Regions from separate parts of the Homo sapiens genome. Here region 2 is linked to region 1. A link is a loop called in an ENCODE intact Hi-C map of the cell type or tissue named here. Cell type or tissue: gastrocnemius medialis. All regions are shown on one strand. Each heading gives the region's core, and the rest is flanking DNA. Links, peaks and the distances in the headings are about the cores only.

Region 1 (7,872 bases), core at 1,184-6,183:
CTGCCTCAGCCTCCCGAGTAGCTGGGATTACAGGCATCTGCCACCACGCCCGGCTAATTTTTGTATTTTTAGTAGAGACGAGGTTTCACCATGTTGGCTAGGCTGGTCTGGAACTCCTGACCTCAGGTGATCTGCTGGCCTCGGCATCCCAAAGTGCTGGGATTACAGGCGTGAGCCACCACGCCCGGCCTCTTTCCTTTATATTAATGTCTACATATCAGGTTTACATAGTTATAATGTTTATGTCCATACCATGTTGTGATCTGCCTTTTTCACTTAACTTACCACATACTTACCACTTTAATGCCTAAATAGCATTCCATCTGGTCGATAGACTACATTTTTAAGACATTCTACCATTATTGAACATTTGGATTGTTTTCAGTTTTTCACCATTATAAACAGCTGGGCTTGGAATGATCTTACACAGTTTTTCACCTTCTATCCCCTTGTTCCTTTGGGGATTGTTTCTTCGGAATGTGGTCTCAGCAATGGGGGCAGAGGTATAAAGAGCTTTCAAACCAAATTGCTCTCCAGAGAAATACCACCAGTTCAGTGTGTCTGCATGTCATCAGTGATGGGGAGACAATATTATTTTTTATTTTTAAAAGACGGGGTCTCACTCTGTTGCCCAGGCTGGAGGTGCAGTGGCACAATCATAGCTCACTGCAGCCTTGAACTCTTGGCCTCAAGTGATTCTCCTGATTCAGCTCCCTAAAGCTCTGGGATTACAGGCCTGAGCCACTGCACCCCATCGAGTCTATACTATTGGGAAAAAAACGTGGTTTAACTCTTCTCTCCAGGCATAGAAAAGCAACTTGAGAATTCTTGGCTGAAACTTCCTTCCCCACCCCTACTTACCCCACCCTGTCTTCTGCACTGTTAGTGCTTTCCTGGCCTTTTCTTTCTGTCTTTTTTTTTTTTTTTGCAAAGTCTTGCTCTGTTGCCCAGGCTGAAGTGCCTTGGTAGGATCTCAGGTCACTGCAGCCTCTGCCTCCTGGGTTCAACAGAGAGGATCATGCCTCAGCCTCCCAGGTAGCTGGGATGACAGGCACACACCACCACACCTGGCTAATTTTTGTATTTTTAGTAGACATGGGGTTTCACCATGTTGGCCAGGCTGGTCTTGAACTCCTGACCTCAGATGATCCACCCGTCTCGGCCTCCCAACGTGCTAGGATTACAGGCATGAGTCACCGTGCCTGGCCTTCCTGGCCTTTTTCTAACTTACTCTTTCTGTGCAGAATCTTGGAGCAGAAATGGCCATGCTGATACACAACAGGACAAACAGTTTCTGCATATCAATACTAGGCAAAATCTCACAAAACCCACACACAGAAGTGGGAACATGAAAAGTCCTTCGCCAAATCAAACATTGGAGATACACAAATTCATGGACAAAAAGGTGATTTTGGTATCAAAGATTAGCTAATAAGAAAAGACTGTCTTTTTTTTTTTTTTTTTTTAGCGAGAAAAGTCTGACTCTGGATCTGTGAATCCATATCCTTGAATTTGAACATTTAGCCCACTGGATTTGGGGTGCCTGTCCTGACTTCTGTTACAAATAGTCAATGATTTAATTATAATAAGTAATTAAAAAAATATCAAGACCCTTTGCCTCCATTCACTATCTTATTTAATCCTCAGAACAACCCCTGGAGCGAACTCTATTAGCCCCTTTTTGCAGAGGAGGAAACTGAGGCTTAGAAAGACCATTTAACTTGCTTGGAGTCACACAGCTGGGAAGTACCAGAGCTATGATATGAACTCAAGTCTGTCTGATTTGAAGGCCTTTGTACTTGATCTTGTTCTGCCTCTCATATTCTTCTCATTTATGAGATGGTGACTTACAACCTGCCACACTAACTCCAGTGTTGTTTTAAGGATCAAATGAGATTAAAAATACTCCCAAAGTGCCTTGTAAAAAATGAACAAAACATTACACAAATAACATATGCACTTTGTAACTGAAAGGCATTGAGATCACTTGGATTTAATTTAGCTACAGTGATTCTGTAGGACTCTACCAGCCACAAAACCGGCTCAGCCCTAGGCTTTCTGGAGATACTCAGTAGCTTTGGTCCTAAGAATAATTTCTGATGGCTGGGCATGGTGGCTCACACCTGTAATCCCAGCACTTTGGGAGGCCGAGGTGGGCAGATTACTTGAGGTCAGGAGTTCGAGAACAGCCTGTCCAATGTGGCGAAACCCCATCTCTACTAAAAATACAAAAATTAGCATGCCCTGGTGGTGCGCACCTGTAGTCTCAGCTACTTGGGAGGCTGAGGCAGGAGAATTACTTCAACCCGGGAGGTGGAGTTTGCAGTAAGCCGAGATGGCGCCACTGTTTTCTAGCCTGGGTGCCAGAGTGAGACTCTGTCTCAAAAAAAAAAAAAAAAAATTTCTGAGAATGGATCCTGATTATGATTACACTGCGATATTTGCAAATGCAATGCTTACCTGTATGAGACTCACTTGTATTGATGTTTCTGTTCATGATGGTTTTGTGCATATTTTAAGGGAGCCAGAGTACCAGGTGTGGTACTCAGAGACTGTCCTAGAATACTCAGAGAATAATCAGGGAAAGCCAACTATTCTACCTCAGGTCTTTGTTATAGGTGGGTTATTGAGGCAATGTGATAGCAACTGATGGAGGCACTTTCTCTCCCACTTCCTCTGCTAAGAGAGAAACCTGGAGTTAGACACATTGCATTCAGAGACTGTTAACATTGAAAGAGGCCTTGGACATCCTTTCATTGGACATCAGTCCCCCTTTCTCATTTCTTATTTTTGGAATATAGCTTAAATGTGTTTGTTAAAAATGCATGCACTGTCCTGTATGTGGAAAAAAGAAGGCAAATTATGTGCGGAGTGTTGTATGAGACTCTCTCAAAGAAAGCTGTGGTCCAAAATGCCATCAGGCATCCCAGTGTATGCTGCCCATTCCTGTGGGTGACACACCTGCCTGAGTATGACGTGCCTCCCTGCCCCTTGCAGGCATAGTTTCATTTAATTCTGATAGAATCCTATGAGGTAGCTACTATCATTATCCCCATACTACAGACAAAGAACTCGAGGCCTAGAGAGGTTAACGAATCTGCCCCAGGGTCCATAGTTACTCCATGAAACTATTGGGTATATTCACCTCCCAAAAGAAAAAAATGGGCAAGAGGTTGGGGTTGAGAGTTGAGACAGACTTCTAGTTCTCACTCTGCCACTAACTACCTGTATGACTTTGGGCAAGTCTTTCCAGCTCTATTTCATCATCCATTCATCAGTTACTGTGCTGGTTGTTTCCTGGCTTTACATTCAATTCCTTTTTCTGAAATCCTTACAGTTATTTGTGATTACTTGTAACTGGAGTTAAACTTTAGTTGTCCAGAAAAATAAAAATAGAAATGCAAAGTATCAAGGTGCTCCCAAATCAAACATACAGATGGCAGAGATCATCACAGAAATGACAATAAGGACCCTTTTTCCTGTTTGGCAAAGCTGAGTGTTGCTGCCACCTAGCGAGTAAAAGGAAGATGGCTATCATGCAAGGTCAGGCCCTTCTGTGGAGGCCCAGGGAAAAAGACCAGAAATCATCCAGTTTACCAAATATTAATAACTTATGAGATTTCACTAATATGTTAAAATTGCAGCATTTGCTTCAGTATATGCAAGCCAATATCTCTTCCGTTGAGAAAAATGGGATCAGGAGAAGAGCTACTCTGGGCAGTGTTAAGTAGGAGTTATTAAAGAGGAGGTCTTTAAGTAGGAGGTCTTTAAGTGTTAAGTAGGAAGTCTTTGGTTTCCTCCAAACATCTGCTTACACTGTGTCCTTTCCTACTGATCCTCTCCCTCTCCCAGCTGGAATCCTAGAACCCTAAGTCTGAGCAGGAAGGAACCATCATCAGAGAATTTCTAAGGCAGCCCGGGTCATAGCACAGAAGAAAACGGATTTGACCAAGGTCACAAAGGTAGTTAACATAGGCAAGACTGACAGAAGACTAGTCTCAGAACTCTGAAACCTGGTCTGATCAAATCCACCCAAAATGGATGAGATTAGATATTTGCAAAATCACCTTCAGTCTGGAGCAATATTAGGAGATACCATCAATGATATGAACATATATAAGGAAGCCAAGTCGTTCTGGTAGGGAGAAATGGGTGGTCTGGCTGGAAATCTGGAGAAACTGAAGCTGTTGGGAGCTTCAGGCACTAGAAGATGCTCTCTACTGGGATGAGGGAAGAAATCTCTCATCAGGACTCAGAGAGGTCAGGCTGAGTATAAAGGCCCCCCAGTCAACAGATCTCAATCTTCATCAGATACATTCCCACCCATCAGGGAGTGCCCAGGGCTCCCAGTGCACCAGATCTAATCTTACGGTTTCCTCTGCTATTAGGAAAGAATATCAGAAGTGAGATGAGAAGCAAAGCTTATTGCAGGATAACTTGAATCTGCTAGAATGTATTTTTAAAAATCAAAATATTTTATTATTATTATTAATCATTTGCAGCAAACTCACAGCTCCTAGTTTGGATGGCCCCCATTCTTGCAATGATTCCTTTTTTTTTTTTTCGAGACAGATTCTGGTTTTGTCGCCCAGGCTTGAGTGCAGTGGCACAATTATGGCTCACTGCAACCTCCTCTGCCTCCCGGGTTCAAGTGAGAGGCTCATGCCTCAGCCTCCCAAGTAGCTGGGATTACAGGCGCATGACACCATACCCAGCTAATTTTTTAAAATATTTCTAGTAGAGATGGGTTTTCACCATGTTGGCCAGGCTGGTTGGTCTCAAACTCCTGGCCTCAAGTGATCTGCCTGCCTTGGCCTCCCAAAGTGCTGGGATTACAGGCTTGAGCCACTGTGCCCAGCCTGGAATAGCTCTTTGCACTGTCAACAACCTAAGTAATAACAATAATGATGATAATAATAGCTGATATCACCAAGGGCATTCATTGTGTTAGGGACTTTCCAGTCGTTATCTCATATATCTGACAATAGCCCAATGAAGTCATAATTATTATGACCCCTATTTTATAGCTGAGTAAGTTGAGGCTCAGAAAGCAGTTTGCCCAAGGTCACATAGCTCTCCCTGACCATCTCAGCTCTTAATCACTGCCCTATACTCACTGAAGGCTTGGCTTCTGAGATGCACTAATACCAGGAGGCAGGAGGTGAGTGTATCCTCTAACTAGTGGACATGTATATTTTTAACTCTAGGAAGAGATTCCCTCCTTGCCATCCCTAGACTTTGTTGTAAATTAACACATAGGCATTCCAGGATTACAGCCTCTCCTCAGGAAACTGATGGATCACTTGGTAGGCTAGTTGCCTGTAAGGGGAGAGATTACCTCTGGAAAACATTTTCCCTAATGTACAGAAAATTGTTTTCTGGGTGGGGATAGAGCGGGAGACAAACTGTAGGAGGATAGGTGACTAATTAAGGGGAAGAATTTTTGATTATCTGTTGTTTCAGATTATCAGAGTAATCGCTTCTGTCTATTAACATGGATAATTAAGAATTGACTGTGTAGTTAAGTAATTCAAACCTTCCTCTCTCACACACAAAATTCTCTTCAGTAATAAACAAGCATGCACAGAATTATTCACTGAAATAAATGGACTTCCTTCTTGTGTTTGTCAAATACAATCCCCTCTTCCTCTCACTGAATTACCAATTTAGATGAAGAGGTTCCTTAAACAAGAATCTATGTATGTATGTATGTATGTATGTATCTATTCATCTATCATCTGTTCTATATCTATGTAATATGAACCGAATATGCACTACAATGATTTTACTCTTGCTCTCACCTCCCCCCCCCCCTTTATTTTTGAGACAGTCTCGCTCTATTGCCCAGACTGGAGTGCAGTGGCACCATCTCGGCTCACTGCAAACGCCACCTCCTGGGTTCAAGCAATTCTCCTGCCTCAGCCTCCCAAGTAGCTGGGGTTACAGGCATGCACCACCACACCCGGCTATTTTTTTTTTTTTTTGTATTTTTAGTAGAGATGGGGTTTCACCATGCTGGCCAGGCTGGTCTCGAACTCTTGGCGTCAAGTAATCCACCCACCGTGGCCTCCCAAATCGCTGGGATTACAAGCATGAGCCACCATGCCTAGACCTCTCACGACCCTCTTTTGACATTTTTTTGGTTCCTTAGGCAAATAATATATACTAAATCAAGTATAATATTTTATGTTGTTACTCTATGGTTTTTCTTAAGGCAGAGAATAATTAACAGGACAGTTAGAAAATGTGAACAGGAAATAGTTGAATACAAGCTGAGAATGTTGCTAAAAAAGAGGAAGTGAGTTGGAAACTAAAGGAAGCTTTGTGTTTGGAGGGTCATCAAAGGAGAAAAGGGTTCTTTTAAAAAAAAAATAGAGGACTCACCTCATGCCTAGACTCCATGTACTAAGTCTGGAGTACAAGCAGAATTTTCAGCTGTTTCCGGAAACAAGCCTGAGGGGCACATAGACCACAAGTTCCCCTCCAGGGGTTGAGAGAATGTCTTACTTAACATGAAATTCTCCCATGTTTTCTAGCCTAGTGCTTGGCATGTTTTAGGTACCCAGTAAATATTTGGTAAGTCAAAATGAACTTTGTAATTGAGTTCCAGGCTTTGAGAATCAAGTTGGTGATTAAAAATCAAAACAAAACAAAACAACAGCAAAATAAATGAGAAATGATGGAGACTTCATTTTAGAGTGTGAAGGGAAGATTGCAAGGATAGTAAATGTTCTCATCTCATTTTATATGAATCATAACTGTAATAATGCAGGACATGTGGGCAGGTTTTCAGCGACTTGCTACAGCTCCCCTACAATCTAGCTATCTGCCTTTACTGTACAATTCACTCAAAAACAATTATTTAATTTAAAAAACTGCCTCTGATCATGCATGTGTGTGTGCATGCGTGTGTGTGTGCATGCATGTGTGTGTGTATGTTTGTATATGTAATTCAAAGAAGCTAGTACTAAAAAGAATTTTTAGAATTAGAGCAATTAAAAAAACCATTTATTTGTTTATTTATTTTGAGACAGAGTGTCACTCTGTTGCCCAGGCTGGGGTGCAATGGTGCAATAATAGCTCACTGCAGCCTCAAACTCCTGGGCACAAGTGATCCTCCCGCCTCAGCCTCTAGAGTAGCTGGAACTACAAGTGCGTGCCACCACACCTAGGTAGTCTTTAAAGTTTTTTTGCAGAGACAGGGTCTCTCTATGTTGTCCAGGCTTGTCTCAAACTCCTGGCCTCAAACAATCCTCCTGTCTCAGCCTCCTGAGTAGCTGGGATTATAGGCATGAGCCACTACACTCAGCTAGAATTAGGACAATTATTCCCACCAGAAGTCTGTGGTCACTACACAGTGTGCTGCGTGAGAAGTTTCAGGAGATCTACTCTTCTCTCTAGCTCCCCCATGCCTTTCTTCCCAAACAAGCAACTGCAACTTAAAATCCTTGTCTCTAGATGGCCCCTGTTGAAATTATGCATTTGGGAAGCAGTGGGTAGAAACCACCCAAAATCTTGGAAGGGAGCATTTATTATGTGCCAAGCATAGTGCTGGCAAATAAGCACATGAAAAGATGCTCAACATCATTAGTCATTCAGGAAATGCAAATTAAAGCCACAGTGAGATACCACTGCATACCTATTAGGATGGCTACAACTAAAACAAAGACAAAACTGTTCATATGAAACGCTGGCAAATTTGCAGGGTATTTGGACCTCTCATATATTTCTGATGAGAAGTCTTCAAGGAAAGCAGGATGAAAATGTGTAATAATTTGGTCTCTTGTCTAGAATGGAGCTTTTATCATCAAGGGCTAAAAAAAAAAAAAAAATGTGATATGCTGGGCGCAGTGGCTCACATCTGTAATCCCA
Region 2 (6,666 bases), core at 259-5,258, 59 kb before region 1:
CAAGAATTGTGAGATTTTTATCCTCACCTCAGCGTCCCTCCTATAAGAATAGTCACTGTGGGGCAGTCCCAGGTGTAAGGGACTGTGTCATCTCAGTGGTCAGTCCCAGGGAAATCAGCCTTATGGGAGGGCTCCTGCCACCACCCCCAGCACCCCTCATGGTGGCCCACCCTGTCTGCTTGGTTTCCAGGAGGTGCACTATAAGAACCGCTTCTGGCATGACACCTGCTTCCGCTGTGCCAAGTGCCTTCACCCCTTGGCCAATGAGACCTTTGTGGCCAAGGACAACAAGATCCTGTGCAACAAGTGCACCACTCGGGAGGACTCCCCCAAGTGCAAGGGGTGCTTCAAGGCCATTGTGGCAGGTACTGCCTCCTTCCCACCCCGGGTTCCCAGGGAGGAGGCCCTGAGGGCAGACGTGATGTGGGCTTGCTTATCATGGTGGGGCTAACGTTGCTCTGAGCTGCTTTGAGATCTTAGCATATATATGTACACATATACATACACGTATATATGCGTACACATATATGCTCGCACACACGCACACACTCGGAGACTAAAGAACACTGGCGAGAACAGCCTGTGGCAACAGAATGAAGTGAACAGTATGTAGCGCTTTCTCATTTGGGCGTAGTAAGTGATGAAAGCATGCTTCTTCCTCAGGGTGTCATTCTGGGCCAGGCAGTCCCTGATTTAATGTCTAAGTGCACGCAGGGTATAGAGGTGGGGGAGTGGGGGATTCAGGCACTGGATCCTAAAATAATAATGCTGGGGTCCCCACCCATGACAGAAATCCTGGGTTGGCACAAGCACAAGTAGAACACAGGTAGGTTAGTTGGAGGTGTGAGGCCAGTAACTGCAGGGCCTGCATCCCCTCACCTCTGGAGGGCCTGGGGAGGGGAGCTGAGTGGATGCAGCCCCCTGCAGAGCCTGTCAGTGGGGCTATCCAATTGCTTCCCTCTGCAGGAGATCAAAACGTGGAGTACAAGGGGACCGTCTGGCACAAAGACTGCTTCACCTGTAGTAACTGCAAGCAAGTCATCGGGACTGGAAGCTTCTTCCCTAAAGGGGAGGACTTCTACTGCGTGACTTGCCATGAGACCAAGTTTGCCAAGCATTGCGTGAAGTGCAACAAGGTATGCTTTCAAGGGAGTTCTGCATTGACCGTTGTTTCTAGAAGTGTTTGACAGTTTGCAGAGCACTTCCACACACACTATCCCATTCCATCCTCACGACAGCCCTGTGACGTAGGAATTATTATTCCCGTTTTACAGATGAGGAGATCGTGGATTAGGAAGCAGTGCCACAGCCAAGTCAGGCTGTCAGTACGCATCCTCAGCCTGGTGGTGCGGGTGGCCCGTATGGCATGCTGAGCTGGGCAGCCCTGGCTCTAGAAGCCTGCCTCCACCACTTAGGGGCTGTGTAACCTCACATAGGGGCTCACCTTCTCCGAGCCTTGGTGTCTTCATCTGTAAAGTGGGGATAATAATAGCCCCTGCCTCCCATGGCTGTTGTGGAGATTAAATGAGATATTGTATACCAAAGCGCCCAGCACAGTGCCTGGCACGCAGTAGGCATTCAACAAAATGGTTGTTGAATCTGAATCCGGTGCTACACTCCCTGGTCTAGGCCATCACATCTGGAGGAATCACTTACCAGGATCAGCCCTGGCATGCCGATTGCTTTGTGTGTGTTACCTGCTCTAAGAAGCTGGCTGGGCAGCGTTTCACCGCTGTGGAGGACCAGTATTACTGCGTGGATTGCTACAAGAACTTTGTGGCCAAGAAGTGTGCTGGATGCAAGAACCCCATCACTGGTAGGCTAAAGAGTCCTTGCTAAGTCTGCCAGGCTAGGTTTTGCGCATGGTAACCATCTCTCATTTTCCTGTCGTCGGTTTCATCCACAAAGGCCCCCAGAGAATGCCCTTCTCCCCCTGCTATTGTGGTCCCAAAGGCCCCCCAAGAGTTTGGATTCGTCCCCAGGCCAGGTTAGCCTTTGCAATACAGAACACTTCCTGACTGTTGACTAACAATGCTGAGAGTTCACAAGCCTGAGACCTGCCAGCCAACACCGGCAGGCACTGCCACTTTGCAGGGGGATTCTGGGGGGAGGGGTGGGAGGAGGGTAGAAAGAAGGGGGTGGGGGAGGGTGGGGAAGGGGTAAGGGAGGCCGAAGAGTGATAACCCGGGATTGTAATACCCCATAGCTGAAGGCTAGTTCAGAGATGCCTGTTGGCAGGGTTTCTTTTTTTTTTGGTTTGCTGTTTATTTGTTTTTGCGATCAGCAAAGCTAATCACTTCATTCCTCATCTCGCGGCCGCGATCCACGTGCCCTGGGCCCTTTCCCTTGCCTCCAATTTTCCCATCTTCCCGGGGAGCCTTGAAATGTACATTTGAGAAGACTTTTGCCATCCTCAGGGAAAAGGACTGTGTCAAGAGTGAGCCACCCAGTCTCTAAAGCTAGGAAGCCCCCAGTGTGCCACGGGAAACGCTTGCCTCTCACCCTGTTTCCCAGCGCCAACCTCCGGGGCAGGCATCCGGGTGGAGAGAGGACTTGTCCCTCGTGGGTGGTGGTTCTTTATAGAAAAAATCGAAGCTTAGCAGCTCCTCGAGGCCCGGTAAGTGCACACCCCACGAACAGCCCAAGTTTGCCTCCTGGTGGCCACTTTGATGTCATGGCCCTGACCTAAATCAAAGAAACTGGTTATGCTGGGAGGTCGGTGCGCGTCACAGGGCAATAGCGTGGTGGCATGGGAACGTGGGGTCTTTACATCAGGGAAGCCCTTGGCCGGGCTTCAGCATCTTCTCAGGTCCTTGAGAGCCACAGCAGGGTTGCGGCGGCATGGGGGACAATGGCGGCGTGGGGGACTGTGCACGATGGAGTGGAGGAGGGGGTCTGGGAGCCAGGCAGACCTGGCTCTTGCGTGCTTGTCGGTCTGTGAGTGGGGCAGGTCGTCATTTTATCTCTCTGAATCGTGGTTTCCTCACCTGTATTCATTCAGCTGTTTCTCTTGTTTTCTTTTCTTTTCTTTTTTTTTCCCCCCAGGGTTTGGTAAAGGCTCCAGTGTGGTGGCCTATGAAGGACAATCCTGGCACGACTACTGCTTCCACTGCAAAAAATGCTCCGTGAATCTGGCCAACAAGCGCTTTGTTTTCCACCAGGAGCAAGTGTATTGTCCCGACTGTGCCAAAAAGCTGTAAACTGACAGGGGCTCCTGTCCTGTAAAATGGCATTTGAATCTCGTTCTTTGTGTCCTTACTTTCTGCCCTATACCATCAATAGGGGAAGAGTGGTCCTTCCCTTCTTTAAAGTTCTCCTTCCGTCTTTTCTCCCATTTTACAGTATTACTCAAATAAGGGCACACAGTGATCATATTAGCATTTAGCAAAAAGCAACCCTGCAGCAAAGTGAATTTCTGTCCGGCTGCAATTTAAAAATGAAAACTTAGGTAGATTGACTCTTCTGCATGTTTCTCATAGAGCAGAAAAGTGCTAATCATTTAGCCACTTAGTGATGTAAGCAAGAAGCATAGGAGATAAAACCCCCACTGAGATGCCTCTCATGCCTCAGCTGGGACCCACCGTGTAGACACACGACATGCAAGAGTTGCAGCGGCTGCTCCAACTCACTGCTCACCCTCTTCTGTGAGCAGGAAAAGAACCCTACTGACATGCATGGTTTAACTTCCTCATCAGAACTCTGCCCTTCCTTCTGTTCTTTTGTGCTTTCAAATAACTAACACGAACTTCCAGAAAATTAACATTTGAACTTAGCTGTAATTCTAAACTGACCTTTCCCCGTACTAACGTTTGGTTTCCCCGTGTGGCATGTTTTCTGAGCGTTCCTACTTTAAAGCATGGAACATGCAGGTGATTTGGGAAGTGTAGAAAGACCTGAGAAAACGAGCCTGTTTCAGAGGAACATCGTCACAACGAATACTTCTGGAAGCTTAACAAAACTAACCCTGCTGTCCTTTTTATTGTTTTTAATTAATATTTTTGTTTTAATTGATAGCAAAATAGTTTATGGGTTTGGAAACTTGCATGAAAATATTTTAGCCCCCTCAGATGTTCCTGCAGTGCTGAAATTCATCCTACGGAAGTAACCGCAAAACTCTAGAGGGGGAGTTGAGCAGGCGCCAGGGCTGTCATCAACATGGATATGACATTTCACAACAGTGACTAGTTGAATCCCTTGTAACGTAGTAGTTGTCTGCTCTTTGTCCATGTGTTAATGAGGACTGCAAAGTCCCTTCTGTTGTGATTCCTAGGACTTTTCCTCAAGAGGAAATCTGGATTTCCACCTACCGCTTACCTGAAATGCAGGATCACCTACTTACTGTATTCTACATTATTATATGACATAGTATAATGAGACAATATCAAAAGTAAACATGTAATGACAATACATACTAACATTCTTGTAGGAGTGGTTAGAGAAGCTGATGCCTCATTTCTACATTCTGTCATTAGCTATTATCATCTAACGTTTCAGTGTATCCTTACAGAAATAAAGCAGCATATGAATAACCTGCCTCCTGTCTTTTCATTCTGCCTGGTGGAATCGCTATAAGGTGATACTCCTAATCCAGAAACCTAAATGACTTATTTTCCTTCCAGGATATACTCACTTTAGTGCAGGCGCACAGAACATAGGAATTATAAACAAACCTGTAAAAACCACACTTGATTGATAAATAAATAATTAAAAACAAACAGAAACCACTCTGACCTAAAATAGTATTTCCCAGATTTTCACATCCCTGAAAAAGAAAGAAAACGATGAATTGGTTTGATTTGGCCAGGGGATTAGGGAGGGAATCCCTGATGAAGCATGGCACTGAGAAGCCATCTTGGTCCCTGTTTGTTGGGTGCTTCCTCGGTGTGCCTTTCCCCTTGTGCCCTCTGGAGCCTGGGGTCCAGGTTGAACGTGACCATCTCAACTGCGGCTGCCTCCACCTGCCAGCTGAATGACACCCTCGCTCCTTCTTGTGGATGTGGCTCACTAAGGAAGCTGCCCATTTGGGCCCATGCACTTCAGTTAGGGGGAACATGCAGGGATGCCGTGGGCAGAGGCAGGGGGTTGGCCTGGCATTGAGGCTCCCCAGTTGCCGCTGCTTCTAGACTAGCACCACACACCAGTGTCTTTTGTTCACCTCTGAGGCTCGTGTTCTTGGGTCATCCAACCTGCCCACACCCATGTGGCCCTTACGGCACAGCACAAGAGGCCCCATGCGACAGGTGTCTGCTGCACTCTCCTGGTGGAAGAGGCTTCAGACCATAAGGGCCCCTCGTCAAAGTACAAGCAGAACTGGGTGGGAGGAGGGGGTGTTAGTCTTAACTGGGCCACATGCTGAGGGTGATAAAAGCAAAGGACAGAAGCCCTTTGGTGCTAACGTTTGCCTTCTGAGAAGGGAACTGAACCTGTCAGCAAGAAACCATGAGCACTTTTAGGAATGTGGCACATCCCCTTGTGTGTGTTTCCTTACAGAAATTAGCCATGAAAACCTTGAAACCAATGAAGTCTGTCCAGTCATGTGGGGCCCCAGGGACAGTGAGGCTGGCTCAGGGGATGGGGAGTGGCTGCCCTCACTGCTCCCAAGGGAGTGGGCTGAGTTCCTGAGGCTGCAGCAAGGAAAGGAGCCCCACGGGGAGAGGGGACAGAAGACAGGCCTGGGATGGAGAGGGGGCCCCATCTGCCTTCACTAAGGGCTTTGGCCCCGGCTTATGCTCTCAATCCATTTCGGCTGAGCCCTGGGCCTTCAGCATCCAGACGCATGCTCTCCTTCCTACCCACGTGCTCTTTCCCATTCCGGAACTCCTCCTCACTGCGACAGTTCCTTTCCCTCCAGTCCTCGGTCCACCCTCCTTCTCAGCCCCTTCCCACCCTAATGCCCCTCCGCATCTGCCCTACATTCTATGGTTTGCACTTCACTCGTTTCCCTCCTCACTCCTGTTATCCCTTTGCCCTTCTAGCCTGCTTGGCCTGCAAAACCTGAGTGGATGGCTTGAGCTCTGTTGAGGAAAAGCACCCTGGCCTAAAATTCCCCGTCCCACTACTCTGCCACTTGGCCCAAAGTCCCAAGACCGCCTCCACCACCTTCCTCACCCGGGAGACTGAGGTCTATCCGGAGTCAGCTTCTAACTATTGCTTGCTTCGTGATGCCTGCCTGCCGTTCACACTTCAGCATCTTGTGAAGCACCTACACGCATCACAGCTGACACGCACCATCACTCCCGTTTCCCAGATGAGAAAACAGGTTAAGAAGCTTGCCTAAGGTCACACAGCTAATAAGTGACAAGCCACACCCTAGACACACCTCTAGCATATCACTCATGACACTAAATTGTCGTAAAAAATAGACACATCACAATAAAACCATCGTGCACAGTGCTCAGTACTTAGAAGGCATTTGTTTGTTGAATATGCGATTTTAAGAGTGACACCCCTAAGGCTCAGGAGAAATGAGGGTAAATTTCCCCTTAACAATTTGTCAGCAGAGAAACATTTTCTCCCTCATAATTAATGGGATCAGAATATCAAGAACCTCTCTGCTTGTGGTTAACAGGGTGGGCTCTGGCACCAGGCTACCAGGGTTCAAATCCTGGCTGCTCTGCCACTTTGTAGTCATGAGACTGTGGGCAAGTTAACCTCTCTGAGCTTGAT

What was found. A loop is a pair of places that touch in the nucleus more often than their neighbours do. Peaks named below come from ENCODE experiments on the same cell type or tissue, not always from the same donor. Only the 100,000 strongest peaks of a DNase experiment are listed, where the experiment ranks them.
Region 2: a loop joins it to region 1, with 3 times the contacts of the local background. A loop is called at or near these places in 23 of 110 quality-filtered maps.

Annotation. Positions count from the first base shown.
Region 1 is chrX:136,265,135-136,273,006 of GRCh38, forward strand. No RefSeq gene overlaps it. Among named protein-coding and RNA genes, the nearest start is that of MAP7D3, 18 kb to the left of the region's middle. In gastrocnemius medialis, for the core only: a CTCF peak has its summit at 3,508 (motif pointing left); no DNase peak of the experiment used is centred there.
Region 2 is chrX:136,206,826-136,213,491 of GRCh38, forward strand. FHL1 (four and a half LIM domains 1) reads left to right here. Exons shown (of 6, transcript NM_001159699.2): 3 at 191-365; 4 at 967-1,136; 5 at 1,630-1,816; 6 at 3,046-4,529. The coding sequence ends at 3,200. It also overlaps a transcript of MAP7D3 not described here. Among named protein-coding and RNA genes, the nearest start is that of FHL1, 13 kb to the left of the region's middle. In gastrocnemius medialis, for the core only: a CTCF peak has its summit at 2,658 (motif pointing left); DNase peaks (open chromatin) are centred at 2,663 and 5,206; H3K27ac peaks cover 5,000 bases.